2 separate regions of the Homo sapiens genome follow, and region 1 is linked to region 2. Evidence: chromatin loops called from intact Hi-C (ENCODE). Cell type or tissue: mammary epithelial cell. All regions are shown on one strand. Each heading gives the region's core, and the rest is flanking DNA. Links, peaks and the distances in the headings are about the cores only.

Region 1 (17,691 bases), core at 5,801-13,800, 99 kb after region 2:
AGTTTCTTTGTTCTCAAGAGGAATGGAAAAAAGCGGGAAGGTACTATGGTAGCACCCCACAGCACCAACTTGCCCAGTAGGAGTGAAGTACTAACTTGCCCAATAGGAGTGAAGTACCAACTTGCCCAAGAGGTACTGCACCTAGATGTGTGCAGAATAAGAAGGTGAGATAAGGGGATCCTTCAGAATGAGTCACCACATGTAAAATCTTGGAGGGACAATACATGAGCAGATAAAAAAGTTTAATATAGGTAACTACAATTAGTTACCTCTATGATACTCTTGCCTTTTTGGCTGTAGCCATTATAACTAACTGTGTAATTGGAAGTCATTCCCACCACCTTTATTTCAGTGAACAGTATTGTTTATTCATTCTGGGCATATTGCACTGTATAAAGGTATGTATTTGAACATAGTTTGTTACAGAAATTGAATTTAGAATCACTCCAGTATATAGAGTAGTGTTCTGTAATCCGTTGGTGGAGAAGAATTGACCAATCAAATTTCCCTAATGAGACCAGTGACTTATGGGACTGCCTCGGTAATGCTTTTCAGTTCTGAGAACTTCAGTGAGGTGAGCATTTGCCAGAGTCAGGTTTACTGATGATATTAAAAGTCTTGGTTAATATAAAGATAATAGGGCAAACAACATGTGCTTACTATTATTTAGGCTTGTTTGACATCCCTTCCCACCCATGAAGTCGGGAAGGTAATATGTGGCCACTTCTGACATGTGAGGTCATGGGCAAGGACATGCAGCCGAAAGAAACACAGGTGTACAGCCTAAGCCACTTGATTCTGGGCAGAGTATTTCCCCTTCTAGCCTGCACTGAAGCCTTGGCATGGTTTCATGATTATAATTATTGCCTCTACTTTTTTAAATGCTCTATTTCTGGACCAAATCATGTTTGCTTATTATTTGGATCCAAATGCCACACTGGTAGATTTATGCACCTACAGCTGATAATTTTAGGAACTGTGAAATAAAGTTAATTTACACCTGGAGGAGTGCTGACCAATAGAACTTCCTGGAGTGAAGAAATAGTCTATATCCAGGCTGTCCAGTGTGGTAGCCATTAACCACATGTGGCTACCGAGCACTTGAAATGTGGCAGGGAGTTGCAGGAACTGACTTAAATTTTACTTAATTTAACTTGAAGTAGCCACGTGTGGCCCATACCTGCTAGAGCACCAGTCTAGACAGTGTAGGAATCCTCCATGTGATGCAGGCTCCCCTACCTTAGCTCTGGGCCTTCCTTGCACACACTTGGCTATTCTTTTCGAGAAAACATTTCTGTAGTACCTTTTTTTCTTATGCTTAGCATGGTTGGAATACATAGATCAGTAGCAGAACAAAGTTCCTTCTCAATTTTGGCCCACTTAAATCTAAAGCTGTAAGTTCTTAAACTCATCACTAAAAAATAAAATTCACTGAGTTTTGTTCGCCATACTCTTTTTTAGGGGAAACGAGGAAACAATGATCCCATATGTTCTTGATTCCACCTTTAAGAGTTTCAACCTTTAGAAAATTATTATTGGCAATAGGTTTATTTCTTTAATTCTAAAAACAAAGGCTATTTTCTTTTACAGATGCAAATCTGTTAATTTGATGCCTGCAAAGTTCAGTGACACTAAGTTTAGATTGAGTGGTATTTACAGAGTCATATGAAAATCCAGTCACATGATGTTTGTTAGGTTAAGAATGGCATTCTGAGATTATAGTCTAGGAAAGGGGGAACTGCAGTGTACAGTTTCATAAATGCATTGCAGATAAACATTAAAATATTAAGACAATGACAGCTATTTTTATTATTGTTAACTTGAGCAAGTAAATTCAGAAGCTCTATGGAAAGAATCAGAAAAAGTGACAGTTCTTAATTACCTCACATTTCCTTAACTAGAAAATCTTAAGGAGTGAGGAAAGTACAAAGGCAACAAATATTACTAGGGGTAATGTAGTAATGCAAAAAGGGAGGGAGGGGCTGTCTCATAATAAACTTTTACTTTTCCAAACATGGTTTTTCACTTAATACAAGTGGTTTTTTAAATTTAATTTAATACACAAATTTTTTCCCACAGATTATGATATTAAACATTTTTATGGTAGGACACAGGAAATAGTGAAGTTATATAAAATGTCACTTAATGCAAATTTGAACAAACCAAATTACCAAGTGGTTGCTTTTCTATACTAAACAGTTTTACAGTATTGTATTAGATTCTCATTTAATGTGAGTCTTTCATTTCTGATTTAACACTTGTTTTTATTCTATTTCTTGGATTCATTTTCATGGTCATGAAACTATTATGTCAGTTCTTTATTATTACTTTACTATACATTGTTATTAAATGTGAACATATTTTCAGCTAATAGAGCCCTGCAGTCCGCCAGAAGCTCTCTTCATGCTCCCTTCTAGCCAACATCCCTTTCCTGGAGAGACACCTAACACCACAGATTAATTTTGTCTCATTTTTTATTTTATATATGTAATTATGCAGTATGTATTTTCCTGCATCTAGTGGCTCTTCCTCAACATTATGCTCCTATAATGTCTCCCTGTTACTGAATGTCACAGTAATTCATTAATTTTCATTGCTGTACAATATGCCATTATATTAATATAACTACACCACATTTTATTTATTCATCCTACCCTTGGTAGACGTGAGTTAATTTAATTGGGGACTGTTATAAATAATGCCTCATGAACATCATTTACATGTGATTTTCATGCCTATTTACATGTTACCCTTAGAGCTACACCTAGAATTAGAATTGCCACATTATAGGGTGTATTTGTGAGTTCAGTTTTAGTAGGAACTGCCAAATAATTTTTCAAAGTACTTGCACAGTGTGAGTTCCAGATACCTTATATTCTCAATATCTTCACCAGTACTTGATGTTGTCAGAAATATTTTTTGCCACTTGATATCTATAATTATTATCATAATTTACCTTTTAGAGAACACCAGTAGTTTTAGACGACAGATGCCCTGACACACACACGGTGATCATCAAATATACCTATTCCCAGCTCTCCATAGACCCGCTGAAAAAAAACCCTCGAAGGCTGTGGCCTCTGACCCAGCTCACTTTGGGCAGTATAATTTGGAATTTGGTCCTGCAGTGAAACACCTGGGTAAGGGAGAGGACGATGCACTGCTGTGAGCCTGAAGGCTTTTGGTGGGGTAAGAAACACTTCAGGAGTTAATACCACCGAGTTTGTCAAGTGCTCTCAGAGTGTGTTTGTTGAATTTTTATAATAAAGTAACTTCATAAATAGCCCTCAATTTACTCAGTTGAATACAACAAATTGCTTTTTGGTAATTACTTCATTCTCAGCCTTGAATGTAGAAATGTAAAAGGGATGAGAGGTAGTGACTGAGAAAGATTCAAAAAGATGCACTACCTAATTAGTAATCAGGGAAATGCAAGGTAAAACAATGAGATGTCCACTTTCACTTAGTATATCAGCAAAAATTAAGATCTGACAGTATGACCTGATGAGAGTGTGGGGTAAGTGTACACACATATATGCTGCTAACAATGTTAAAAACTATTGTCCCCAACAATTCTGAAAGCAAACTCAGTGTAAATATTAAGATTAGAAACGCAGATATGCAATGAGCCAGCCGTTTAACATTTATAAGCCCTAAAGAAGTACTCATATGTATACATGGACTCAGATACAATGTTGTTTACTCCAGAATTTATAATGAAAAAAATCACCAAAGTACTGTTGTATTCATATGCTGGATTGCAATGTTGTGGTTAAAAAGAATGAAGCGTTTCTAGAATGTAAGGTCTATGAGAGAAAAAACTTTGTCCATGTTTTCAACAAGTAGAACAATGAATAGTGTGTAGTAGGTGCTCAGTAATTATTTGTTATAATTACATGGCTAGATTTAAGTACGTGGCTAGATTTTGAAGTCATTTTTTTGGGTGAGGAAAGCAAATTGCACAAAATGTGTACTAGAAAATACATGTATATGTGTGTGTAAGTCCATAACACCTTATTGGAAAGATACACACCAAAATGTGAACTACATATGTGTGTATGCAAGTCCGTAGAAATTTATCTGAAAAGTATACAGTGCAGAAGTGTCCAAGCAAATAATACATTCATGGGTTCTTAGTTTCTGTTTCTGGTTAGGCCGGTAAAACCCCTTCCTCATCCCTCTTTTCTGCTTATCATTACAGACAGAAACTAAAAACCATGTCTTCAGGCTGCTAAAAGCCTAAAACAAAACAAAATAGAACAACAACAAAATAAGCTGGGCTGGACAAGCTTGGTGTGACACTAAAATGACAACAATGATACTAGGGACCAGAAACTGAGAGTACTATTTAGAGAAGACTTCAGACTTTTTTTTTATGTTTCAAAATTTAGAACATATATTTGGAAATTTGGAAGTGTTCACATATCTTACTTGAGTAATTACGAGATAATTTTAAAATAACATTTAACCTTAGAAAGATAATTTCCCTGTTATCTGGTAGGTTGGAACTTAACTGAGTCAGCAGCTTCTCCCTCTGGAGCCCCACAGTCTCTACACAGATATACAGAGCATCTGATCTTGCTAGACCTAGTCTTCCCAAAGGAAATTCCTTAAATATGTGGAATAAATTGGGGGGGAAAAAAGGCTGTTCAGATATTTTATACATTTCTTTAAGAATAAACCAGCTGTTTGTGTAGTTTCCGTCTTTATTCTGATTTTGTATTAAAAGGGTACATTTTAAATTTTTCACTAATTGTATTTACATCTTTACAACAAGGCTGTAATATGTCTTAATAAAGGGGATAAAACAATAAGATTAGTAGATATGACAGTAAGGAATGTGTAATGAAAAAATCAAAGAGACCAAGATTTTCATTCCATCCTGCTGTTTTCCTCATTATGTCATGATGATAGGCAAGTCAGCCTCTCTAGGCCTCATTTTCATATCTGCACAATGAGATTAGGTTTTGTGGTCCCCAAGGTTCTAATAGCTACCCCAAGTTTCTCTGCTCAGTCCTTTGAGAATGATCTAATAGACCATTGGACCATCTAGCCCAGTGTTTTTTCCTGGAAGTAACAAAAAGTAGAACCACCCTGCCTCCTGCTCAGTAGGACTTTTAGGGTTTTTTCATAGCATATGTTTCAAAATATGTTTTGAAGGTAAGTAGCATTTTGATAAGGGAAATCTTGCATTTTGGGCCCATGCAGGGCAATTCCATGATGCAGTGTGGCCCATAGCATTTCGTGGTTAATCAACTGCCTGTACTTAGGCCAGAGGAACTTGTTAAAGTAAAAATAGCTCTAACACAAAATTTTTACTATGTGTAAAGCATTGTGCTAAATGTTTCACATATATCATTGCATATAATTCACACAATTACCTAATGGGGTGAGTGTTATAACTGTGATCATTTTATAGATAAGCCAACAGTCTCTCAATGACTAAAGCACTTACCCAAGGAAATTGCACAACTAAGACTTGACTCAAGACTGTCTGATTTGGGTCCATACCACCCAGGAACACTGGAGACCATATCCTGTAATATACTTTTATCTGTGTGTCTACTCTGGTACAGAACTTTGTGCTCTGAAGCTTTTCAGTAGAAATGGAATAGCAACTCTCCTTACATCAACAGCAACAGCTGTTTCTTAATGAAGTCACCTGCAAATTATGAATTTCTTTCTGCCATCCCTCCTACCCTGCTCCATAATGATTTAATTTGCTGGCATGAGACATTTAGATAAAGTTCCTTTTGATGTTTTAAATGGATTTTATATCTGGAGGGCAAAACATTTTCTTTGCCATAGTTTTTAGATAAACTGTTAATTGGTCGAAGTCTAGTGCAGTTTCCTCTTTACTCACATTTTTCTTCATTGAATACACATAGGGCATTTAGTGTTTATTGCTAACATTTGCCAAATAATTGTGTGCAAAATATTTGTCTCATTTAAATTGGATTTTAAATGTTTTCTTCTTGTTTATTGAGTAATTCTAGAATTTAAAGTTCTCTGGATTTATATTGACATCTTTCCTTTTAAAAATAAATAGTCTGATCACTTATGTCATATGCTTTCTTAACAAACTTTTTCCTAGGTCAAAAGAATGTAATTTTTTATTAGAAAATAGTTTCATTATTACAATATTGTTTTATTCAGATCCTCTGGGAGCTGATATCTCTGCATTAATAACTATACCTATTCCCTGCCTACAGCAGATTTCTTCCACTTTATTCTGAAAGATTGAAGGTATGCACTCAATAAATGGATCATATGTCTTAAGAAATCATGGGAAAAAATATTTCTGTACCTGCATTTCCTTTTAAGATCAATAGAGTCTATAGCTATAGAAGTAAATGTTTTCTTTTTTATGGTGGACTTAATGTATTCTAAAGAGAGAAAGCAAAAAAAATCCTTTACAATCTTTAATTAGATAGATGATAGATACATATGTCCATATTATATAGGTAAAGACTAAGTTTATAACCTTATTTTTCAGATTTTTTTTCATGCTTACCGGGTAAAGAGTTACTTAATTTTTGGTTTAAAAAGTCTTTCATCTTTATGTTTGAAAAGTATATATGATTGTATTTTATTATGATTATATGTTAATTCTAAAAAATACCCAAAATATATAAACTTGTTGCATTAGATTGGAAGCAGGCAGTGTGAAAAAGGCAAAAATAAGACCAAAGAAGAAAAAAGAGGAATTTAGATGGTTAAAAGCCCTGCTTAGAGTAGAATATTCTGGGAACCCAGCCATTACTCAACTGTGAACCCCTCGTGCCCAGGTTCCCACTGTATTTCTACCTGAGTCTCTGCCCACTCCTTGCAGAGGCTATAAAGAGCCGCCCCAGGCTTTCTTTACTCTGTGCCTCATTACTGATCATTATGGAATGAGGACTGGGTTCCCATCACAGATTATTTTTGTTATTTATATTGATTTGGGAGCTGAGTTTAGCATAGTGTATACATACTGAAATGTTGTCTCGGCATTCTGTTAGGCTACCTACTACAGAAGAAAAACCAGGTTAGAAGAAACACAGTGAAAGTTCTATTCCAGGTCTTTCGTTTGTTAAATAATTGAGCACTTCAGTCCTCAGTGTGGGGCAGATTTCCTTAAGACATTGATAGTTAATGACCCCTAATATCTAGCTTATGATTTCTATGTTCCTGTTATTTTTTCTGATCTCTTTGTGCCTCAAAGCTAGAGAAGTCAACTGTAACTTTTTTCAAAGGAATAAGCATTGCCACATTTCTGAGTCTGCTTTGCCCGGAGGCATCCCATTTTAGTTCTCCTAATTTTTTCCAGCTTCTCTCTTCTGAAGGAGGTGGAAGATTTCAAGTAAGGATAATGTCAGTGGGCTGACTTCTGTTGAAAACAAAACCCTCCCAAAATGTTTTATGCTTCACAAATACATTTTAAAACCGTTTGAAATGAAAGCTACAGTGTATCTCTTTGAAGCTAGCCCCTAAAACCTGTCCCAGGTTTTACCTGGAGGCATCTTTGTTTTGCTGTACCAAGGAAAACATTCCTATTTCTTGCACAGTTAATTTGTAAGGCTGTACTTAGGCAATAGTGCCTTTATTCGTTCATCTCAAGCTACAAGCTCTTTAGTTCTTTCTGATCATGTCATCATGTCATCATGTGCATTTTTGGGATCTTTCAACTTCCTTTGACATTCATGAGGAAAAATATTACCAGTGGTGGCTTTCAGCCCTAGGCTTGTAGTGTCTTTCTGTGACCCTGCGATTGCTCTTTTAACAAGCAGACCAAGTGAGCCTGAAAACATCTTATTCAGAGACTAAAAATAAAGTGTGCTAAAATCATAAAAGCAATAGCAAAGGCACATATAGATAGGTTTTAAAGAGATGGCAGAGTAAAGAGACCCATCATCTGGCTCATAGAATATACTAATAGAGAACCCAGGCCAGAGAGTAATTGAAGGGCAGTTACATCATGGCTGGGGATCCACTGTGATTAAAAGATACATAAAGGTATTTATGTTGTCTTTCATTAGTTTGATCACAAATCATTTTGTAATATTCACTCTGCTCAGAGACTGCATAGGCTTTAAACAAAGTCTCTTAAATTGATGATTTTATTATTCTTTTGGTACTTTCTAGTAATAGTGCATTATATATAACTAATTGTATTTTTATTACGTTACTGTCCCGTAGTTATTAAATACTACATATCAGGATTCAGCAAACCTTTTCTTAAAGGGCCAGATAGTAAATATTATAGGCTTTGGGCACCAAGAGACAAAATCAAGGCTATTATATTGATACTTACATTACCATTTTAAGATGTAAGCACCTTTCTTAGCTTGTGGGCTGTGGTTTGCCAACCTCTGGTCTTTATGGTCACCTGGTAAGTCTTGCCTGGTAGCTTTTTCCCACACACACTTACTTCTGTAGTTAGGAATCCTCTGGTACTTGCCTGATATTAGGAGTATAAACATGAATGTTAAGATGGTTCTTTTCTTAAAAGATCTCAGAGTCTCAGAAGAAAGAAAAATACATAAATATGCTTATTACAAGTGTTGATTATAGTGTAACATGATGAATGCCATCATTGATGTGCAGAGTGGGTATTGGGGAGGGCTCCTCATAGAAGGTAACCTTGTGACAAGCTTCCAAGGTTCACCAGGCAGCAGAGGGAAGGCAGAGTATTCCAGGAAGGGAGATAATATTTATGCCTTAATTTTAGACGTTTATTTGGGGTTTTTTTTCCTATCTCAGTGGAAGGTCTGAGTTTCCAGATAATAGCAGAGACAATATCAGTTCAGTGACAAAGAACTTCTGCAGAAATCCTGAGGAAAAGCAGAATTGAATTTTATAATTATTATCCAATAATTATATAGCTAAACAGGCATACCATTTAAAGCATTTGATTTCTGCTTCTGAACGCAAGTTATTTTTCTTTAACAGATAATGGTCATCAAATAAGTTAAATCTCAAACATATAGATTTAGACACATAAATGATGAGGTTTAGTGGATTAGGATTCTTGAGGACTCTATTCCATACCCAAGTTTGTTACTAACCGTAATTTTGAGCAAAATATGTGGTGGCTACTTAATCATCTTTAATATGACAAGGTTGAAGGGTGTGATTTCTAAGGCTCCTTTTAATTCTAGATATAATTAGAATGCATATTGATGGATACTTTTTTCCTCTGCAGAAATCTAATTTGGTGTTTCAATTTTCCTTTATGGCTTTTGAGTTCAGTGCCATGCTTAAAAGACTTTCCACATTGCAAGATTTTAAATAAATTTATATGTAAGGTTCAAAAAGAAGCTAATTTGATTTGTCAAAATTTATCCAAATTCTGAACTCTCACTTATTAAAATTCTGAACAACCTCAAACCCCTGAAATGTAATAATGTACCATGTGAAAAAAAAAAAGAGTAAAGATTTGTGGTGACCCTGTAGTTACCATAGAGTCCCCAAATGCCTTGTAACTGGGCAGTATTGCACAAGCTCCGAAAGCAGACCGCCTGCATTCAAATTCCGATTCTGCCACATGGTAGCTGTGTGACTTTGGGCAAGTTCCTTAGCCTCTCTGTATCTCGGATTTTCAGTTGCAAAACGGGAATCATATAGGACCTGTTCCTGGGGTCATTATGAGGATTAAATCCATTAATAGTTATAAAGGTCTTGGAACTGTGTTTGGCAAAAATAAGCACTCAGATTATGTCAGTTATTATGAGGATAATTATTATAAATAATCTATTTTAAAAGTGATATTAAGTTAAAACCATGGAAATGTTTTAAAATAAATGTTAATGCCATAGGAAATTCCTCAGATACAATGCTGAACAGAAACACAGGTAAAAAAAACTATATATGGTATGCTTAAAATTCCCACAGAGTTAGATATGAACAGAAAATATACTGGCAGGAATCACATAGAAGTATTAGTATGTTTGGCAGCTAGTCTACAAAGATAGCTCTCTAATGAATCATGCCTCCCAGAAGTCACACCTTTCTGTTTTCTTCTCCTTGAAAATGAGCTGGACCTCTATCATCAGTAAAATTCAGCAGAAGTGCTACTGTAAAATTCCTAAAACTAGGTCATAAGGAGCCTTGCAGCTTTTGCTTGTCTTAAAACACTTGCTCTGGGGGAAACCCACCGCCACTTAAGAAGTCCAACTACTGTGAGACCCAAATGCAGAGAGAAAGCTCAAGCTAGCTAAGTGGAGAGATGTTTGTTTCACCAGCTCTCACCGTTCCAGCCAGCCCAGCCCAGGTGCCAGACAGTGAGTGAAGAAACCCTTAGATGATTCCATACCCCCGGGCACAACTCCAAGTGAGAAATGCCTGGCTGAGTTCAGTCAACCCTCAGAATCAGGAGATGATAATACATTGTTATTTTAAGCCATCATGTTTGAGGTGGTTTGTTGTGCAGCAATAAAAAACCCAATACAATGAATTTTCTCTAGCAAAAGTGTATCATATATAAGAAAAGCAATAATTTAATCTCTTTAAATAGTTCTTTTTTCCATATAGGTTCAACAGTAAGAGTTGACTGTATTTTATGTATGTTTTTATATTGTATATTTGGTTATTCTTAATTAACCTACAAATTAATTTAACTAGAACAGCCATTCATTAGCCATGCCAAATAAGTATAAATGTATTGGACTTAGAATAATTTACATGTAAAAAATATAGAGTCCACGAAGTATATTTATTCCTGGACAAACTGTGTACAAATTCTGTACTACCTATTACAGAGAATTTCCTTTTTCTAAGACATTTTTATAAGATTTTTCTCGACTATAACAAAGGGAGGGATATTGGAATGTTTGCTTTGTTGTACTGTGCAAATCTAAGAGAATCTAAGTCTGTGGTTCTTCATGTCCCTAGCCTCAGGAATCTAATTAAAGCTAGAGAGCCTACACCTGCTCTGATCCCCCAACACACACAACACACTGATGAACAAAATGTTGCAAAGAGTATTGGGGTTTCATTCACGCAGTGAGGCCTGTGTATGGATTTTAGGATAAGAACCCAGGCTTAGGGCATTATTACTCCTCAAGCAATGTTGCAGAGTATTACACATAGACTATCCTATATATTTATGTTTGTTATATCAAAGAAATTATTTCATTATTCTAATACTATTTTATCAATTCTTTTTCAAATTTTTTATTAAAAAGTTAATAACTCTGTCAAAACAATTATCAGAGTTAAAATCTCACTGATTTGAAACTTTAGTATGTTCTTTTTTCCTTTTTCTTTTGTTATCATGGAGTAACTAGCCAGGTGATATTTTATGAAAGCATATAGAAGATATGACTGATACAAATACAGGTGGAAAAGTATAGTGAAAAACAGAGTAGTGCCTCATTAAAATAGCTGCTTAACTACTCTGTCTATGCAAGGTATAGATGTGGCACAGACCTAGGAGGCTAGAGAGGGCTTTCCTATTTATATAATACACTGTCTGGACATTGAACAAGTAATCCTTTGTGATTATAATCTTTATGTGTGTTCTGAAATGGATTGCTTCTAAGTGAAATACAACTCTGCATACTTTTGGCTTTATTAGTAAGAAAAGATATTTCTGAAGAAACTGAGGATATCTGAACTAAATTAATTAAGGAAACAGTGCACTCTTGTGATAAAATTTGATCTTTAAAATGCATATTCCTTTGAATACCAATCTAGTTTTTTAAGAAAAATCCAAAGTTTTTGAGTTGAGATTTAATGGGTGGCAGGGAGGCAGGGGAACAAACATCCCAGGATATTCATTTTTTACTGCTATAATCACTCTGTATTTCAGCAATTGATTATTATTTTCAGTTTCTAAGCATTTCATATTTGAACTAGATGAGAAGTGATAAGTATGTAGAATTTGCTTTAAATACTTGTTAATTTTGGATTTCTTTAAACTGTTTAAAACATTTATGCTGACAAAAGCTTTTCATGTATTTACATTTTGTAAATTTATATGCAGTAGAAACCTTTGAGTTATTTTTTGGAGGTGAAGAAAAACAATTTAGAGCCTGTTTACTTTTATTTCATCTGTTTCTAAAAGGATTTGTGAATATTTTATCTTGAATTGCATAGAGATAATAATTAAAATTGGGACTTTATTCCAAAGCATCTTGTTTAGATTATCTATTGCTCCATAGGATACCAACACACAAAACTCAGTATCATGTCACTTATGGATTCTGGGCTTAGTTGGGTGCTTCTAAACGTGGGGGTCTCTCCTGTGGTTGCAGTCAGATGTCAGTGGGGACAGTAGTCTTCTGAAGGCATGACTGGGCTGGATGTCCAAGGGGCTCACTATGTCTTGCAGTTGAAGCTTTTAGCTCAACACTCAGCTGGGGCTGGCAGTTGGAGCACCTACAACACAAATTCTTCATCTAACCTATTCCTCACAGCATCTCAGGTAGCCTCAGATTGGTTGCACATCTTACATGGCACATGACTTCCAACAGGTAAGGAGTCGAAGCTGCCAGGCCATTTAAGGGCTACACCTGGAACTAACACAGGGTCATTCGCACTGCATTCTATTGGTCAAAGCAGTAAAATAACCTCTCCAGATATAAAAGAATGGAACAATTAACTCCAACTCTAGACATATGAGGTGGGAGATATTGTTGTGTCCATCTTGGAAACTCAATCCACTTCACATCTTCTATAATGTTTTATATTCAATAAATTTAACATCTGTTCTATGTGTAGATCACATGTAGGAGAACATGAAAATGCCCCTTCAATTATAATGAGCTACTAAAAACTAATGCTACTTTGAGAAGTGCTGTAACAGGCACAGGATCCTGCCTATTTCACCTCTAGTGATAGGCTCCCTGCAAAAGGATCAGAAAGAGTTGTGTCTAGGTAAGTAGAAGGGGTGGAAGGGAATTCTTATTGGGGATTTTGTGCCAAGCACTATGAGATGGATACTTTACCCACACTACTTTTTTTTGTTTTTTAAGAGATGGGATATCTCTGTGTTGCCTAGGCTAGGCTCAAGTGATCCTCCCGCCTCACCTTCCCAAGTAGCTGGGACTATAGGCACACATCACTGTGCCTGGCTTTCTTCTCCATAATTTAATGAGATTTTATAGGTGAAGAAATTAAGAATTAAAATTTTTAAGTAAATTTCTCAAAAATCCTGATACTGTAAGTGGCAAACCACTTACAAACTTAGGATTCAAACTTAGGCCATTTGACTCCAAAGTGTGTGCTTTTTCTACTTTACATGCAAGAGTATTGCTCTCAAGGCTCAGAAATGAAAGTGAATGTCAAATAGTACACTGAAAAAACATAAAACAGTTCATCAGGTCTTTATTCTCATATATATCCTTCTTATAAAGGAAATAAAAATAAATTCTATTTTACTTAAAAAGATTTTTACTTAAAATGTTTTTAAACACAGACACAGATTTGAGCATTTTTATCAGATAACGTTAAATATGCATAATCTGGTTTTGCACTTCTAGCCGAAATAGTGAGGACCATGTTCTGCTAGGAGAAAAAAGGCTTTCAAAAAGCTGTCTGGTTTTATAGGGGTATTCTACTGAAGTAATTCTCAAAGTGTGGTTCTTGGACTGTCAGTTGACCTGAGAAATTGTTAGAAATGCACATCTTCAGGCCCCACCCCAAACCTACTGAATCAGAAACTCTAGGAGTATTTTTGAAAGCATTCTGGATAATTCTAATTTACCTTCATTTTGAGACCCACTACTCTACCAAAAGTCTGTTTTTGAAATATCATATTCAAAATGCAAAGACATTTTAGAGGAGGAGAAACACTGTGGAAATGGGTGTTCATTGTGGCTAAAGAGTTATCTGTGTTGTGCACATGTACCCTAAAACTTAAAGTATAATAAAAAAAAAAAGAGTTATCTGGCTGGACATCACCATGGAGGCATAGACTCAAGCAACTCTAAGATTAAACGGTCCTTTGAAGCTGCCTGTTTCACAGGTTTGTAAATGTCTGATTGGCCAGTGTGTATCTCTGGGGCTCCACCAGAGGTCTCTAGGGTGGGGGGCATAGGAATTGTTAACATCATCATTCTCTGGACACACTTTCTTGTGAAAAGTGTCATCCAGAATAGAACCCAGTTATCAAGGTTTAGTCTGAAAATGATTAAAAGAGTGGAAATTATTGCTTTCCTGGTTCTGAACATTGTACTGATATTAATGTAGCTCTACAATCTAATCACCTAATTGGATAATACGGAGCACATGAAGATAAGATGCCTAGGGTTATAAAGGAGGACACATGCTTCTTACCCAGCTTTCTGGAGCAGAAATATTTTTCCAGAAACATGATATCAAAAGTACATAGTAGTAACTAAATAAATTGCAAAACATGGTCTCCAAACTTTTTATTTTACTTTGTCTATACTGTGGAGCCTAAGCTGACTGTAAGCTCTATATTTTGAAGTTGCTGACAAACAACAGCTCCTCCAATGTTATGCCTGTATGGCTGAGCTTTCAACCTGGTAAGATTTCATCTCTCCCTATGAAATTGTACCTCACTGAGTCACCTTGTCGACTTTACAGCCTGTCCAGATATTATTGTATGTGATTCTGTCATCAGATCCATCTGCTGACCCTCCCAGCTGTCAGCGTCCTCATTAAAGGATTTGTTATATTTTGAATAAAACCAGGCAGACCTTCAAAAACCTCTCTCCACATTTACGTTGTCTGTCCAGTAACCATGTCGGAAAGAGGAAACTAGGTTCTTTTAGAATGATTCATTCTGATATCATAGGAGAAAAAATAGGTTGTAAACTGATGGCAACAGGGGAGTTGACTAGGCCAAGTGCAGACAATATGGCGTGGTGGGATTGTGGGTAAACTATTACAATACATATGTAATACTGTCCAAGGACATTAACATCCAAAAATTTTAAAATACTGCCGACCCAAAATCATATTTATAGACTGTATTCAGCACAGAGTCAGGCAGTTTGATGGCTTTGGAGAGATAAAGGAGTCTGTTTGGCTTGTCTATACTCATTTAAACTGTTCGAATAATTTTTCTTTCAAAGAATTCCATAATATACACTTTTTCCAGGAATCCTCCTTTCAAAGGAGGAATGAAATCCATCATTCTGTATTCACAATACTTAACTAAATCTAGAGTACCATGCTTAATTGGTATAGTGTAAGAGTAAACACTTTAAAGATCATCAACCACAATGACATTTAAGATAATTGGCAACAGTTATTATTTGTTGATTACCTAACATGTACAAGGCTATATGTTAGGTAATAAAGATACTATAAAATTCAAAAGTCCCTGCCCTCTGAGAGCCTGTGATTTCCAATGAAGCAGGCAAAATACACAGAAAATAATAGTAAGAATTCTGGTTTTTATATTTTATATTTTATATTTTAGGTCAACAAGTCTTAATCCTGGTAGCACATTAGGACTACCTGGGAAGCTTTAAAAAAAAAAATACCAATGTTGTGGCCCTACCCCAAAACAATTAAATCAGAATTTTTGGAGTAGGGCCGGGATATGCAAATTAAATTACAGATCTGGAAATCAGATACTGTTAAAATGTAAATTTTGTATATTATGTTTTTCTCTCATATTCTGTACTTCATTTCCCAGCTTTTATTTGAGAGACTTTCCAAGTATTATGTTTAGCATATAGATTTTCACTTTACACAATCTAGATATTCTAGATTTATTTATTTAATTATAAAATATTAGATATAAACCATATATTTTGTTATATAAACAGCAAATCTGTTTTAATACATTTTAATTTTATTTTTTGCCACCTATAAATAAACAAAATAAATTTATCTCTTTTATCCTCCAACAAATATTTCAGTGTCTCTTAGCAAAGAAGTTTCTTCTTTTAAGAAAATTAATTATATCATCTCTACAGCAAGTACATTTAAACAGTTCATCGCTAGGCATTTTAGCTGTTCACTAGCGTGCTCTTATATAACTTGTAAAGGTTGTAAATATTTAAATCTCTTCTAAATTATATTCTGCAATGGAAACAACAGACCTTATTTGGAGGCTGACCATGGAAGTGTTAGCATCCTGGCATCTCTAGTCCCCTCGGACAGCAGCTTTGAAAATTCTGGCCAAAAATCATGCAAACAGTAGTGATACAGTTAACAAGAAAAAGCTTATTCAGTGATGATAGAAATAGTGATGTGGCACAATTGTCTGTTAAACTGAAAAAAACTGTTTTTAATATTCAGGTTGTACTATACTTTTTTACCACGAGAGGTCCCTATATCCTGTTTGGTGTATTCAGGCCATTTGATGTGCATATCAGACTGTTGCAACACTTTGGTATTATTTCTGTCACTCTACATTAACCAGTTTTTTTAACATAGGAGAGCTAAACTTTTATTCCTTAGAATCAGCTTATTAAAAGAATTTCCTTTAAATCTCATCTGGACCTAGAAAATATCAGCATCAAAGGATATAAGAGTGGTGGAAAAACCAGGAAAATAAGTTACATAAAGTGGCAGTGAAATAGAATTCCTTTGGAGGTTAAGTGAAAACACAGGCTTCTTTGTGAGTTAAGAACAAACAATACCACTCCTTTCCATCTTAGGTCTAAATTCCATTTTGTTCAATCAGTGTTAATTAGTATCATAATTAAACATGACTTTTTTCATAGGCTGCCTTAATCATACATGAATAATATTATTTTTATCACTTCAGTTTGGCTATATGGTACTAATCATACTCTTGCCTTGAATGTAAGGAAACATAAATGTTCCTGTGTCTGCTCCTGCACTAATTTAGGTATTCATATGTTGAATACTTGCTCCATGCCAAGCAGAAAGATATATTTCTTGCCTTTAGAAGTTTATAGTTTCTTTGGGGGATATAATTTAATAGACAATTATAATCCATTGTAGTATGTTTAACATAACTCTTCATTTGATTTAATACCTTGACTTATTTCAATAAAAAGATGTTTCTATTTGTATAATTATGTCTCCTATTCCTTTAATAATTGGAGGTTACAAGGGGGCAAAAATATTTTCTCCATGACAGTGATCTTTTGTAGTAAGAGCAACTCATAATCTACCATTGGGTATGTGTTTGTACAGGGCTTGTCTTTTTTAGTTTGTTCATTTCAGTCTGGCTTATGAACAAAACAAGGACATCTCTGTTATGACTTCAGAGAATAATTTTATCTGATTAAATTATTATATTGGTACTCTTTTGAATCAGACATTATTAATTGAGATACTAATGCAATTAACCTAGGTAAGAAATTTAAAATATTGTATTTAAATGCGTATGCCTTGTATTTTTATTCCTTTGGAAATGTTAACAGTAGCTTTTTAATGGTAATTTATATTTTGATCACTAGATGGCACTAAGCACATATAGCTAAGAAAAAATAATTTTTTCTCAAGTTTTCTGAAAGCAAGTCTATGTTTTCAGCATTACACACTATAAATTTTTTTCTTACGTAGCCCATAAAATTCTTCTTGCTACAAAAGCTTTGTTTTTCTAAGTGAAATAATCTCACATCTGACTCCCTTAGGTATAGTAAGTTACGAGAGAGACACAGCCTCTGAAATTAGCAGTCATCCACTCATCAAACTTCTCTATTCTTAGCCATTTAGATTTATTATTATCATCTGTTTCTTAAACTGACCTTTTCTTACTAGTACTTCCTCTTCCCTGGGAAACAGAGAATATATTTTAATTTTTTTAAAGGGCTA
Region 2 (10,716 bases), core at 293-8,292:
TATGTTGATCTAGTATGCATTCTTTTGATATTTTGTTAGTCTTTTTTGATGTAACATTTTTGTAAAAGGAAGAAACAGTAACATGTTACTATATGAAATTACTGACTCTGGAAGTTTTACCCTGAACAAAAGTAAATAATCCTTCTAAAGTACCCTGTCATTTTTTGTTTAATTCCCTTGGTATTTGGTAGCCATTATACCACTTTGCTTTTATTATTCATAATAATGAATCTGTACTCACCTTTCTCCCCAAATCCCACAAGTCTTTTACAGTAAAGGAGCTAAAACAGTATTTGACTTTCTTTTAGTGGTTTTCTTTTTATTTTATTTTATTTTATTTTATTTTATTTTATTTTATTTTATTTTTGAGACAGAGTCTGGCTCTGTCGCCCAGGCTGGAGTGCAGTGGCGCGATCTCGGCTCACTGCAAGCTCTGCCTCCCGGGTTCATGCCATTCTCCTGCCTCAGCCTCCTGAGTAGCTGGGACTACAGGCGCCCGCCACTACGCCCGGCTAATTTTTTGTATTTTTAATAGAGATGGGGTTTCACCGTGTTAGCCAGGATGGTCTCGATCTCCTGACCTCGTGATCCGCCCGTCTCGGCCTCCCAAAGTGCTGGGATTACAGGCATGAGCCACCGCGCCTGGCCATAGTGGTTTTCAATGATATGCCTTGTCCAGATGGCAAGTTCTTGTAACCTGACCTAAATTGAGACGAATTCTAGAGTGTAGGAAAGACTGGCTAAGTGCTTAACTTGTAGAATATAAATGTGTGTGTGTGTGTGTGTATGTGTGTTTTATTTAGTGGAAAACATTTGTACATTTTAACAAAGTCATGGGATGATGTTCAGGTTCTTTTTTTCTCTTTTGAGTTTTAGATTTATCTTTTGAAAAGCCTAAAGATTTTACAAACTAAATATGCTGTCCTTGTTTACCTATATAACAATTTTCCTTTTATACCTGCTCAGTGATAGATATTTAATTTTACAGTTCTTAGATATTCTTAATTGTGTGATTAACATATCATTCCCCTGGGTGGCAGAATCCCTTTTTAGCATTATGATGTTTGGAAAATATAGGTTGTTATTTCTTAGGTTAGCTAAATATAGGAATTGATTAATAATCAAACTTTCCTATTTCAGTTGCAAAGGTTTGGCATTGGATCTAGAAGATGGGAACTTCCTTAAACTTGCAAATAATGGCACTGTTCTCAGGTAATAAAACTTAGTTGTGAAGTCTAAACTTTACCTTCTCTGAGACACTTTATTACTGAGTGGCATATGACCCTTACAGTATGGGTTAAATATGATTATTTTAATTAATCAGATGACAGATTGTCTGTCTACATGTCTTTGTATGAATTGTTTAAGCCATTTAAATATGAATTTGTGAGCATTAGATTTAAAGGTCTAGTTCCTTTAAGTTTACATCATTAGAAATATTTGTAGGACATACAATAGAAAGTTTATAACCTGCTACGTCTCATTGACCACTCCTTCTGGCAAAAGAGCCCAGGAATTTTACTGTTTTAGCTGACTGTGTGGCTGCCTAAAATAAAATTGGGATTCTTTTTGTTAAGAAAGAAAGAATGGGTATTGGGTAGGGGTTGGTGGTCTATACCCACCACCCTCTCTTTCTTCATTTATCCAAATTTGGCCCTGTCATGCAGGGATCATGTTGTGTCCTAGCTCCTTTTGGAAGTTTTTCTGGACTGTTCCAAGTCTCATCAACCTCTTCCTCCTCCCACACTCCAGGCTGACTTTCTTTACTTCTCTCCTCTCTGAGTGGGCCCAGCCTCTCAACGGTTGCTAAGGGTATGACAAGCAGTCCAGAAGCAGCTGCTGTCACTGCTCTGTCTCTCACAGGGCACCAGGGAGGGAGCATCTGTTTTTTCTCCAGTACTAATAGTACAGGCAAGTCAACATGGCTATGAAGCTATACCATTTATTACATACACAAACAGGATCAGAATCAAAGGAGAGAACTCCCAGACCCCTGATATGTACTCTCTTTTGTTGCATCATTCTTTTTGCATGATGCAAACTCCCTTCACACTTTCCCCCGACCTTCCCCTAAGGTGCATCTACCTAGAGCAGGTGTAGCCCCACCTTTGGTATTTTGTAGTTTGTTTCCATGTTTATTTCTCAGGCATTGAGAGATAGGGTATGTGTAAATGCAGCTTTGTCTATGACCTTTAACTCTTCTGTCAGATTCTCACAGTGTTCTTGGCTATCTTCAACCACAGTTAAAAGAATGAAAAGCTTTCTACAATTTTGTTTCTTTCTCTCTTTGTTCTATCTGTCTGTCCTTGTCCCAGTACCCCTCCTACAAGGTCTGTCTCTCTCCATCCAAGTCCTGGCTAACCTTTAGTTTCTCCTGAATTTATTAGCATACCTCCTTGATGCTTTCTTTCAACCAGTGTAGTAGATTCCTTTTCTGATCATATTTCCCATTCAGGATTCTTTGATCTTTACATATAGCTTTCTAAAATGTTAACCCCTTTATAAAAAGGAGCCCATTTGTGATTTTCCCCCATTTGCTTTTCTTATTTTATTTCTTTTTTCCTTCATATTATTTTGTTGCCACATTATAATACCAAGAGAATAATACTCTCAATCATTATAATTTCTCATAATAAACTACATTAACATTTCAACTAGTTCCTATAATGAACTACATTAACATTTCAACTACAGTAGTCCCTCCTTATCCTCGGAGGTTAGCTTCCAAAACCCCCAGTGGTTCCTTGAAATCATGGATAGTACATATCCCTATGTGTACTATGTCTTTTCCAATGATAAGGTTTAATAGATATAGTAAGAAAATATAAAATATAACAATAGAACTCAGAATGCTATGCAGTTTAAAACTTACGAATTGTTTGTTTCTGGAATTATGCCCTTAGTATTTTTCAACCCAGGTTGACCACAGGTAACTGAAACTGTGGGAGAGCAAAACTGGATAAGGGGGAACTACCATATTTCTCTGTAGCATAGGATTCTCTTAACTGGACAAAAGCAGTATTTCGAGCACAGAAAATACCTACTTTCTTGTCATGTTGCTCTGTTTTTCCACATTTCTCTTCGATTTCCCTATTTGGTTTTAGCCATGCTGTGTCCTTGAGTGGGCAGGTTGCTCCTCATCTTGTCTTCACAGTCCTGCGTGCTCACAATGATCCACCTGTGGGTGCCAGGTGCTTCCTGTGCCTCCTATGGGCCCGATGGACTCATGCTTTGACTCTGGTACCTACTGCTCTTTCTCCAGTGCTGCCAGAACCAGCTTCCCACTAATCCACACAGTTGTTTTCTAATTGCTCCAGGTATGTTCATCTTATTTGTGTAGTTAAACGACAACTTCTCTAAAAAAGGGTGGTATCTTATCCAGTGTTGACCTCAGAGTGAGTATCTCCTAATCACCTGCTACTTGATGGATTAAAGCGGGTAAGTGCTACAGCTGCCCACAGAAATGCTTTACAGAATCCTAAACAGGGAGGCACCCAGTTGAAAACAGAAAAAATACATATGTTTTTGTTAGCTCCAGTGGCAACAGGGATCAACAGTCACAATGATAGAGGAAGGGGCATTCAAGGAACCATTAATGAGCAATGTGCCTCCTCTCTCAAAATCAGGGCAAGCCATGGCACCAAGATGATGACTCCAGAGGTGCTGGCAGAGGCATATGGCAAGAAAGAGTGGAAGCACTTCTTGTCGGACACTGGAATGGCTTGCCGCTCAGGTATGACTCAAATGAGGCAGCTCCACCATCCGCTCCCTGTTTGTTTTGTACCCTAAACCTTTGATGTCAGGACAAAGAAGACCCCCCTTTCCCCTGCTGGGCAGGATGCCAAAGGGAGCAGCTTCAGCTTTATAGCAATAGGATGTATTTTTTCCAAGTGTATTTGACTTCTGTTTGGCAGATGGTTCAAAATACTGTTCACAGAAGATTTTATTGGCACTCCTTTTACCTGTACTTGTTCTGGTTTAAAGATTAGCACTTAGGAATAATACAATCCTTAGTTGTCCTGTATTTATCAGTTTTGTTTTGTCCTCAATCCTTACTTTTCTTTCTCCATCTCTGATTCCTCCAGGCATTCACATTACCTACCACTCCTATTTTCTATGATTATCTTCCTTACTGCCAGTTTAGTATCATCTGCCTTTGTCTCTTATTTTCCTGTTTTCCAGATGATTTTAACTATTTTTATTTTCTACTGCCTTTAAAGAGTTTCACCATGGGTAAACATGAAATGATTTTTCAGAAATGATTTATAGACATAGATGTGCATAATTAATAGGGAATAGTTAAATGTTTTTATAAATAGACCTTATTAAAAATCCTAATTATTAGTTTTTTTATTTGTTCCAATTTTTTTGACCATTTTGCAGTTTTCTCCCACACTACAGTATTGAATTGCACCTTTTCTCCTTCAGAGAATATAGTAACCTGAAAATAGTTGCAGTTACTCCTTGTTCCTATTGTGTTTGCTTTGTTATATTTGCTATCTTTTGAGAGTTCTGTTTTGTTTGCTTGTTTGTTTTTATAGCGAGCTGAAAATGTCAGGAAGTATGAGTGCTCTTGATAAAATTAGTTGATAGGAGAAACTAAGATTTCACACTGGGGTTAGATATAGAATGCCTTTGTATACCTATCAAGTCAGATGGGAGGAAAGCCTCTTACTCAAATGATGGTCGAGAACTGCTGTTGTCTCTCCAGATGTTGGCAGGTGTAAACAGGCTCTTCCTTTCTCCTGGAAAAGCCAGGCACATAGCTGAGTGTTTCACTCTGAAATTTATTAAGAATCCAGAGTATTTTAAAGAATAAAGTACCCAGCTGCTAAAAGAGCATTCACTCAGTAAGACACATCTGTTTACCCACTGTTTCGCCCACTAGAGAGCGCCACCTCTTGGAATCAGTAGCTTCATCTGGCACTTACTTGGTCAGGAGCCTTCTGAGAATGGTCCTGGGAGTTTATCTGTACCTACTTGGGTTAGTTAGGGAAGTGTTTCCCATCCAGGTACCCAGTGGTCAGGTTGTGACACATAATAGAGGCCCATTGTTTTTGCAAAATGAGGGAGAGCTAATGCCTTTAAAAAATAATATGAGTTTTTTTAAATGTAGAGAAGTATGGAAGAAGGAAAAAAATGGCCTGTGATACCACAGCCCAATTAAAGTTTGTTTACGTTAAATATTAATCTCAGCACATGGTTAGAAAATTTAAATATTATAGAAATGAATAGAAGGAAGAGTAATTGTCTTCAACTCCTGTCCTATTTTTTAAAGGTATACAAAAGGAATTATGTATTTACCTTGCTCTTTTCAATTTACATCTTAGAGATTCTGGCATCAGCACACACACACTAGGTACACTTAGTTCTTCTAAATGCTGGGATGCTCTGCAATTCAGTGCCTGTATCGTGATATATTTAATCAGGCTCCTAGCAATGGACATTTATGTTGTATCTGGTGTTTCACCATTACAAACAAGCCTGTGGTGATGTTTTCATGAATGTATATTTTGCACTTTCATACATATATCTAGGATAAACTCCTAGAAGTATACTTGCTCTAAAGATATACAGGTTTAAAATTTTGGTAAATATTGCCAAATAAGTCCTTTATTTTCAGGAACTCCAGTTGATTTTATATTTGTAGCTTTCTTCTACCTTTAAGTATATTAATCCTCAGAGTTAAGAACAGAATTGTAAAGTACATGCCCTATCAGTACATTTAGGAAATTTAAAGCACTGAGGGATGTAGAGATGTTTGATGACAACTTGTTTGATAATCTCTTTTCAGGTTGTTGACCTAACATAAGAACAGTGTTCCTTGCCAGCTGATCTCCAGAGAGCAAATCCCTTTGAACTTATCTTCCCCAAATGGTAGATTATGCAGAAACAGCTTGGTCTAGTGGAAATCACAAGGGGCTTAGTGCCAAACAGTCCTGGATCATATTAGCTCTGTTATTTGCTGGATAAAGTGTCTCTGGTACTAAGTCACTCTTAGCATCAGTTTTCTCATCTTTGAGTGGAGATAATACCACCTTTGCAGAAGTGAGAACCTTTGTTAACATAAATTGTTCCTTTCCCCTCAGTCCTTCATTTGCCATTCTACCATGGCCACTAAGACAAAGGGAGTAGGGTTGGTAGTAGTTTCTTGGGGAGCAGTTTTTCTCTGTGTAAAACTTAATGGTTATAGGACTTGATCTTGATTCAGAGGCTTGTTTTGTTGAACTGGGCTCACTAATCACTTCATTAGCAATGAGCTGTCTCTTCTATACAGAGGTGGACGTTGAAGCTTTCATGTGGTGTAGTGTCAGAGTTTGGGTGTTGGGTGAGGCATTGCAAGCAGCCTGGCCCAGTTAACAGCTCAAGGCTGAACAAGCCCTTGTGTCCACACAGCGGACATTCAGCCCAAGTTCAACAGTCAAATGACCTTAGCCTCTTGCATTGTGGGTGAAAACCAATGAGCTCTTCTCATTAGGTTCCCCCTGAATTATTTAATTAGAACTCAGCCCTTACTCAAAATCAATAGTTCAACTCTTAGACTGAATTTCATCTATTAGTACCCACAAAGGAAGAAGAATGGGAGGAGAAAAGCAAGGGTATGTAACTGGCAATGCTGGGATGCTTCCTGCTCCAACAGTGCCTGAGACAGCTGACCATGAAGTTGGGTCAGTCTAGTGTCAGGCCAAGCGATATGACAAAGTGCAGATTAATGAACCTTGGGAAGCTTTGCCCACTGTCCTAAGTCTTGGGAGTCCTGGAGTGTCATACAGTCCTACAGCATAGCAAAGCAGAGGCAGAAAAGCACATGGCATATCATCTTCCTTTTTTTCCAGATCACTGGTTCTTCACACTGGCAAAGCCATCCTAACCTTTCTTAGGAATTAAAAACAGCCTGAGAGGTTCCCCTAACAATTCAAGCTGTGAAAAAATGAAAAACAGGAAGACTATATCAACCAAAATATTTTTAACTGAGAGAATGGACACAAACTGGCACAGCCATTTTGTGAACTAACAGAAAACTTTGATTTTTTTTTTATACATTTTAAAATAAATTTACAGGAAGAAGTAAGAGGCAGAAAACAATATTCAGAGGAACAGAACCCTGGCTTCTGCATATGGTTTTCTTCTAATTTCCTTATAATACTTCTGCATTCCAAAGTAATCTATTTGCTTATTGGATTACTCATTCATTCATTCAGCAAACGTCTATTGAGTGCTTAGAATATGCTGAACACTGTGCCCAGTCAACGCTAAAGAACAAGACAAGTGTGTTCCATAACCTCATATACATAGCTTGCAAATTGGGGGGAGGGGGGGGGAGTCAAAATCAGGTGATTATAATGATGTATTCAAGCACCTTATTATTAATGTAAAATCTGGCTTTACCTATTGGTTCTGTTTGACTCTTCTTTGTATCAAGCGTTCTCTAGGGAACTGTATGAGGTTGGGTTCCCTCAAAAGCAGAGTGGTTACTCCTGATCCCAGTAGTCAGGAGTGAAGGAATGAGAGGATAAGACATGGAAGGAACAATGGTTGCTGGACTCCATTGGGACTTCCAAGGAGAAGCGCAGAGAATACCTCCTAGAGTTGTCTGTCCATGGAACAGGAAGCAGGGCATTCTTTTACTGGTTCCTGAACCTGTTCTAAATGTGAAGTTTGCCACATGGGCTCCAGAGCCTTTGGGAGAAAGAGAATCGACACAGTTTTGCCAAGGTGGGATGGTGCTATTAGCATAGCAGTGGCTGCAATCAGACGCAGGCCAAGGGGATGTGACATGGGTCATCAAAAGTGTCTGTTCAGGGACAGCAGATCCAAAAGTCACATGTGCCAAAGAAGGGCTCAAATGTAATTCTACCCTAAAGTCATACAGAATAAACCAAATCCCTCTCTTCCACGAAATCTTGGAATATACCTGTCCTATACTCTACAGTTTTTAAGCACACTGTGTCTTCACATGGCATGATTATATTCTACTTATCACCCCAGTTTTTTTCACATTATACTGAAATTAAATGGCATAAAAATAGAATACAGTACTCTAGGAGGGGTCAGCCAACCAATCTGAAAAAGCACTATTGTATAGAGCGCTTCATGGTACTCCAGGGTTAGGTAAATTGATTGTTTTGAAATTCAGTGACATAGATAACATCATATGGCTTTTTCATATTCTATTTTATTTTTTGCATATACTCTTTTTAGTTTTTACATTCTTTAAGATGACTAAAATATCTTCGAATACAATGCTTAACTTCTAGATATCATCTTTTAACTTTCTTGTGGTGCCCTCAGAGCTTAAATCTTTCTTAAAAGACAATGACAGCCAATAATGGTGCCACTTTGAATTGGAATGGAGGCTTCTTCAGATAATTAAACAAAATCTAGTGTCTCTTCAGCCATATTCCTGTGTATTTCACATGCATGCAGCATTATGTTGTTCCCAGTTTAAAATTTTGTTCTTTTTTAGGAAAGTATTACTTTTACGACAACTACTTTGACCTGCCAGGAGCTCTTCTGTGTGCCAGGGTGGTGGACTATTTAACAAAAGTAAGTGGGGACTCATTTTTTAAAACTATGATATGTAGTCAGTCATAAATTGGAGGACCTAATTATATATTGCTTCTGAGTTGTGATTTTGCTTAGTTTCTTCTTTGTGGTTTCAGAGCTGACTGGGAAAGAAAAACATGGTGAATTTGGTTCAAATATTTTTGGAAAATTAAATAGCAGTGACCTTTTTTTTTTCTCTCAGGAAAAATAAACCTATTCTCCAGCAGAGGGGGCAAAAGTTTAGAAAAAGAAAAGAAATACAGAACTTGGATCTGGACAAAACATTTTTTTTAGCAAAATAAATAGTTTCATTAGCAAAATAAAAAAGTTAGAGGTGATTAAGAAAATTCAGCGTGTCTTTAAGCATTCTAAATAATATAAAATAGAAAAATCGGATGAAATTTAAAAATTCACCATTTTGAACATCATTTAATGAATATAAATTTTTTCTTTTGTACTGTATATCAAGATTAAATAGATCTCTGGTTATACTAGTTTATCCTTAGGACTTAAGACCTATGAACATCAAACAGATTTATATGTCAGAATCACTTTCCTTTATGCATGTCTTTTAAAAATAACTACTTTTGGGGCCAGGTGCAGTGGCTTACGCCTGTAATCCCAGCACCTTAGGAGGCCAAAACAGGCGGATCACGAAGTCAGGAGTTCGAGACCAGCCTGGCCAATATGGTGAAACCTTGTCTCTAATAAAAATACAAAAATTAGCTGGGTGTGGTGGCGTGCACCTGTAGTCCCAGCTACTAGGGAGGCTGAGGCAGGAGAATTGCTTAAACCCGGGAGGCAGATGTTGCAGTGAGCCGAGATCACGCCACTGCACTCTAGCCTGGGCGACATAGCAAGACTGCGTCTCAAAATAATAATAATAATTACTATCATTTTGATAATAGAACCCAGGTAATGCTTTATTTGTGAATCAGAATTACATTTATGTGTTGTGAAAGTTTCCATTGAGCAATAGTTTGGGTATGTTTGTAGAAATCTTAATAACACAAGATGGAGTCAGTTTCTCATTCGGTAGTTACTACAAGGAAAGTGTATCAGTCTTTAAATATTTTGGAGTTTGTATAATTAGATATAAATATCTAGTAGTCTGTCTTTGTTTAGATAGGTCACTGGTTAACATTTTCAAGGAAGCAAAGGATCATAGGGTTGTATATTTTAATGTAATGTTTATTTGCTTTCTGATTTAAAAAAACTTAATGAAAACAATTTACAGTTCGGATTTGGAACCTCATTCATCTCTTCTGTTGAGACTTGCAGCTCTTTCATATCGAAATTCAGGTTAAGTGTGCACTGAATTCTAAAGTAACTAGCTTTTGGGGTTTTAGGGCGTCAGTCTTCTTAGTCCCATTGATGCCATAGTATGTTATATAACACATTCTGATATCCCAGAAATTATATAACACTATGAATTTGCTGTGTTTAAAAATATTCTATAATTTTTAGACTTTATAACGAGTGGAAATTTTTATTTTATTTGGGCTATATGAGCTATATTAAAATTTAGTGATATGTATGTGTATATGTAGCAGTGATTTTCATGGAAGATTTCTTTTTAAAATTACATTTAGAAGAATGATAACTTTATTATGTTTTGTAAAATATAAACTTATATCAGAATATAGTAATACAGATGCTCCCTAACTTATGATGGGGTTTTTTCCTGATAAACCCATCGTTAAGTCAAAAATACTATAAATCCATTTAATACACCTAGTTTACTGAACATCATAGCTTAGCCTAGCTTATCTTAAACATACTCAGAACACTTCCATTATCCTACTGTTGGGCAAAGTCATCAAAAGAAAGCCTATTTTATAATAAAGTATTGAATAGCTCATGTAATTTATTGAATACTGTACTGAAAGTGAAAAACAATTGTTGTATGGGTACTTGAAGTTAAGTTTCTACTGAATCTTCATCACTTTTGTACCATTATAAAATAAAAAAATTGTAAGTCTAACCATCTTAAGTCAGGGACTGTCTGCATTGTAATTGTTTGCCAGCATTTTTCACTATGCTTAAAAACTGAATTATTGTGTTTGTTTCATTTGGAATTATTTTTTCAGCTGAACAATGGTCAAAAAACATTTGATTTTTGGAAGGATATAGTTGCTGCTATACAACACAATTATAAAATGTCAGCTT

The links. A loop is a pair of places that touch in the nucleus more often than their neighbours do. Peaks named below come from ENCODE experiments on the same cell type or tissue, not always from the same donor. Only the 100,000 strongest peaks of a DNase experiment are listed, where the experiment ranks them.
Region 1: a loop joins it to region 2, with 4 times the contacts of the local background. A loop is called at or near these places in 12 of 110 quality-filtered maps.

Annotation. Positions count from the first base shown.
Region 1 is chr6:116,200,970-116,218,660 of GRCh38, forward strand. The region is part of intron 6 of NT5DC1 (5'-nucleotidase domain containing 1); the gene reads left to right. It also overlaps a transcript of COL10A1 not described here. Among named protein-coding and RNA genes, the nearest start is that of TSPYL4, 44 kb to the right of the region's middle. In mammary epithelial cell, for the core only: no CTCF peak of the experiment used is centred there; a DNase peak (open chromatin) is centred at 10,282; H3K4me3 peaks cover 199 bases; H3K27ac peaks cover 961 bases.
Region 2 is chr6:116,107,224-116,117,939 of GRCh38, forward strand. NT5DC1 (5'-nucleotidase domain containing 1) reads left to right here. Exons shown (of 12, transcript NM_152729.3): 3 at 1,141-1,212; 4 at 3,627-3,733; 5 at 8,468-8,547; 6 at 10,638-10,716. Among named protein-coding and RNA genes, the nearest start is that of NT5DC1, 12 kb to the left of the region's middle. RefSeq lists an enhancer at 1-103. In mammary epithelial cell, for the core only: a CTCF peak has its summit at 4,883; no DNase peak of the experiment used is centred there.